Linked DNA regions of Homo sapiens: region 2 is linked to region 1. The links are chromatin loops, found by intact Hi-C in ENCODE. Cell type or tissue: heart right ventricle. All regions are shown on one strand.

Region 1 (2,500 bases):
CTCACAGTATGTCCTTAACTTTTGAGCATCCGGTTTTATCGCATAATCACCTCTAAATCCTTTTTTAAAATTGTTTATCGTGCACTCCAAGGGAGTTAGTTTAGACACTTTTCCTTTCATTTTCTTCCTTGCGGTGCACTTTCACTTTTACTTTTACTCTCAGGTTCACCAGACCGGGTCCTATTACAGGAATTTTGGACAGTGTTTAGCTAGGAACGTTCCTTCCCCTCTTACAGCCTGCTGCAGACATGGAGCTGGTCCTATCAGCCATACACAATGTCCTAGGTCTGATTTTCCCCCACAGTCGCCTCAGAGCACACAGCCTGCGCTAAGGGCTCTGTGCCTCCCCATCACTCCCCACATTGGCCTCTCCCAAGACCGTTTCTTTCACACACTTTTACACACCTCCCCCACCTGAGGACTCCTCACTGGATGAAATGAGCCTCTCTCATGTCCCAGGTGAGCCTAGTTAGGCTTCCACATTCACACACGTACACACACCACTCCTACCCCAGGACTCCTCATGGGATGAAATGAGTCTCTCTTGTGTCCCAGGTAGGTCCACACACACCCACACACTCCCAGTTGGGGTTGCAAGCCACTCTTGCCACCCTGCCAGCAAGCTCTTCCTTGCTGCACTTGCCTCTCTATCAGCCCTTTTTCTCCACCAGTGAACCACTTTTACTTTGTTAGGGGAACATGAGATTCATCCAAATTGGCAGGCCACTCCTGCCACCCCCAGCCACTCTAGGTTGGATTAGTGGTCAGTCCCCAGGAGGTGATCAAGCTCCACTTCCTCCCTATGGGATGGGCTTTCCTGCCTTGGGCAGTTTCTCCTTACCGCAGTTCCTGAAGTGCTAGTATTGTCCTGTAGCCTCATCCCCAGTTCTGTTTTGCTGCTGGGTAGGCTGCCAGGATGCAGGGAGAGCTGGTCTCCATCCAGGTGAAGGTACCCTAGGGTGCACCTTGCATGCTGGGTCTCCCCCGGCCCTGGGGCTCTAGTCCCACAGACAAAGGAGACAGTAAATCTGTCATCTCTGATCCCTGTATGGGCCACCAGAAATGTTTCGGGATAATTTAGGAATCAGAAAGACTGAGAAGTTGAGGAGGATTTATTATTATTATTATTTAGGTCCACCAGCCCAGTCAGATTAACATTCAAAAATGACTGAGCCCCCAAACAAAGAGTCAAGTTACCTTTTAAGCATTTTGTAGGGTTGGGGGAGATCTGTGTAGGGGAAGCATATTACAGAAGTGAGAAACAAAGACAGTTATTCAGTTGAGACTTGTATTACATCATTTGTTACTTTTCAAGAAAAAACATGTTTTACAACTTAAGTTTATCTGTCTAGTGACCTTGCAGCTGCATAGCTAGAGAAACGGTCTTCACAATGCCTGGGAAAGTGAGAGATAAGGCTCACTAGCCAGACAGAAAAACAGGCAGTTAATTTTTAAAGGACTCCACCTCTTTCTCTTTCTCAGGGGGAATTGGGTTTTCTTACATACAACTGAGTTTTTGCTTACATATTCTTTAATTTCGTTTAATTCCTGTTCCATTGGTTCTTTGAAAGGACAAATAAAATTGATAGACCATTAACAAGATTAACCAAGAAAAGAAGAGAGAAAATCCAACTAACCTCACTAAGAAATGAAACAGGGGATATTACAACTGACACCACTGAAATATTAAAGATCATTCAAGGGTACTATGAACACCTTTAGGCACATAAACTAGAAAACCTAGAAGAGATGGATAAATTCCTAGAAAAATACAAATGTCCTAGCTTAAGTCAGGAAAAATTAGATACCCTAAACAGACCAATAACAAGCAGCAAGATTGAAATGGTAATTTTAAAATTACCAACAAAAAATCCAAGGACCAGACAGATTCACAGCAGAATCCTACCAGACATTCAAAGAAGAGTTGATACCAATCCTTTCACACCATTCTATAAGATAGAGAAAGAAGGAACCCTCCCTAATTCATTCTATGAAGCCAGCATCACCCTAATACTAAACCATGAAAGGACATAACCAAAAAAGAAAACTACAGTCCAATATCCTTGATGAACATAGATGCCAAAATCCTTAACAAAATACTAGCTTACCGAATGCTTACCGAATCCAACAACATATCAAAAAGATAATCCACCGTGATCAAGTGGGTTGCATACCAGGGAGACAGGAATGGTTTAAAATATGCATGTCAGTAAATGTGATACACCACATAAACAGAATTAAAGACAAAACTCACATGATCATATCAACAGATGCATCAGCAAAATAGGCATAGAAGGGACATATCTTAATGCAGTAAAAGCCATCTATGACAAACCCACAGCCAACATAATACTGAATGGGGAAAAGGTGAAAGCATTCCCTCTGAGAACTGGAACAAGACGAGGATGTCCATTCTCACCACTCCTCTTCAACATAGTACTGGAAGTCCTAGCCAGAGCAATCAGAAAAAAAGAAAGAGAGGAAATCCAAATCAGTAAAG
Region 2 (2,500 bases), 500 kb after region 1:
TTGTTCCTTGTTTAAAGGAACAACTATTTTGTCTGGATCATTTCCACACAATTTTATTATTTGTAATCTTTCCTGACCAATTAATGTAGCTATTTGATCCAAGTACAATGTAAAAGTCTTAATTGTACTGTGAGGAAGGAATGACCACTCCACAAGATCAGTGTTTTGAATAATGATGCCTGTTGAAGAAGATGCAGTAGCAAAAATCAAATGTTGGTGTGGGGCTAAGGGATCTATTCTATTTATTTGTTCTGACAGAATATTTTCTTTCACTAATTTAATTTCTTTTGTTGCCTCTGTGGTTAATATTCTTTTACTATTTAAGTCAGGGTCTCCTCTTAACATAGAGAACAAATTTGACATGGCATAAGTAGGAATGCCTAGAGTTGACCGAATCCAATTAATGTCTCCTAGCAATTTTTGAAAGTCATTTTTAATGTGTCTTTTCTTATCTCTATTTTTTGTGGCTTAGTTTTTCTATTTTCTGTCTACATCCCAAATAATGAAAAGCAGTAGATGTTTGAATCTTATCAGATGCTATTGCCAGTCCTGCGTTGGCAACCTCTGCTTGCAGAAATGTGTAAGAGTCAATTTGTCTCTCGTTTCTGCAGCACACAAAATATCATCAACATAATGAATGATGTAACAGTCTGAAAACTTGTCTCTGGTTGAAGAGCTTGACCTATGGAAGTCTGACAAATAGTTGGAGCATTAAGCATTCTCTGAGGTAACACTTTCCAGTGAAACCTGGTGGCTTGTTTTTTATTATTTATGGCTGGTATAGTAAAGGGAAATTTTTCAAAATCCTGCTCCGCCAGAGGAATGGTAAAAAAGTAATCCTTCAGATCAATTATAATTAAAGACCAGTCTTTTGGGATCATGGCCGGAGAATGCAACCCGGGTTGGAGAGGGCCCATGGGTTGAATTGTGGCATTTACGTCCCTTAAGTCAGTTAACATACGCCATCTACCGGATTTTTTCTGAATTAAAAACACAGGAAAATTCCAAGGTGAGAATGAAGGCTCAATATGTCCCTTTTCTAATTGTTCTTTTGCTAATAAATGTAAAGCCTCTAGTTTTTGTTTTGGTAGTGACCACCAATTTACCCATACCGGTTTTTCTGTTTTCCAAGTTAATGGAATTGGTTTAGGAGGCTCTATGGTGGCCACCCCTAAAAAGGAAACCGTATTCATTTTCTCTCTTGATTTCCCTCAGCCTCAATTGGGACCTTAATGCCATTTTCATTTTTTCCTAGTCCCTTTCCTGGTACATATCCCATTTTAGTCTTGATTTTTTAACTCGTGGGGCAGTATAATGGAGTGGGCATAGTGATTTCTGCACCCCATTTTTGTAATAAATCTCGACCCCACAGACTAACAGGAATTGAGGTAATCATTTGCTGAACAGTATTTTCTTGATTATCCAGCCCTAAACAATGTAAAATCATAGTACTTTGATATACCTCTGAGAAAGTGCCTATGCCAACAAGTCCTGTAACAGCCTTTTGTTTAGGCCAATTTTTTGGCCACTGATTTAAAAATGATAGAGACATCTGCCCCCGTGTCTACTAACCCTTCAAACTGTTTTCCTTGAATAACGGCCTTACACCCAGGTCTGCTCTCTGAGACTTGACTTGCCCAATATGCAGTCTTTCCTGCTGGATCACTGCTTCCAAACCCTCCTGTTCTTTTTATCTCACTGTTTCCAACCTTAATATTAGGCAGGAGTAATAATTGAGCAATTCTGTCTCCTGGACTGGCACTCCAAGGAATTGAGGAGCTAATAACCAATTGAATTTTGCCTTTGTAGTTTGAATCAACCACACCAGTACGAATTTGAACTCTCTTTAGATTTAGACTTGATCTTCCTAAGATTAGTCCTACAGTCCCTTTAGGCAGTGGGCCATACATTCCTGTAAGGATTTCTTATGGGGGCTCCCCTGGAAGCAGAGAGACTGCTTGTATATACATAAATCCGCTGCACTGCCACTTGCGCCAGGGGACATTTGTTGTATTGTGGTAACTGGCCCTTTCCCTGAGGCACTAGTGACAGTGGGGTTTGTTGTCCCTGAAAACCCTGAGGAACAAAGGGCTGAATTGGGAATGTCCCAGTTTGTTGCAGGGCCTGAGGGTGGCCCCTCTTCTCGTTTCCTGACAATGGTTGTCTATTTTTATCAAACTTAGAACGACATTGATTAGCTCAATGTTTGCCTTTTTTACATCTGGGACATAGGCCAGGTGGCTCTTTATCTGTTGTTGCAGTGGCTTGAGTTGTTATATTTTGTTCATTTGAGACTGGGCAATTTTTTTTTAGATGACCAATTTGACCACGATTATAACATTTTCCCCCAAATGTTCTAACTTGTCCTCCTAAAACAACTCCCATTATTGCTTGAGCCATAAGCATAGCTTTATGCATAGCTCCTCCAATTCCATCACAGGCTTTTACCTACTCTGAGATTACATCTGATCCTGCCGTGAACTTCCATTTTAATGCCTTA

Evidence for each region. A loop is a pair of places that touch in the nucleus more often than their neighbours do. Peaks named below come from ENCODE experiments on the same cell type or tissue, not always from the same donor. Only the 100,000 strongest peaks of a DNase experiment are listed, where the experiment ranks them.
Region 2: a loop joins it to region 1, with 9 times the contacts of the local background. A loop is called at or near these places in 32 of 110 quality-filtered maps.

Annotation. Positions count from the first base shown.
Region 1 is chr12:34,126,225-34,128,724 of GRCh38, forward strand. No RefSeq gene overlaps it. Among named protein-coding and RNA genes, the nearest start is that of LINC02963, 92 kb to the right of the region's middle. In heart right ventricle, no CTCF peak of the experiment used is centred here; no DNase peak of the experiment used is centred here; H3K4me3 peaks cover 496 bases; H3K27ac peaks cover 1,333 bases.
Region 2 is chr12:34,624,356-34,626,855 of GRCh38, forward strand. No RefSeq gene overlaps it. Among named protein-coding and RNA genes, the nearest start is that of LINC02963, 410 kb to the left of the region's middle. In heart right ventricle, CTCF peaks have their summits at 971 and 1,175; no DNase peak of the experiment used is centred here.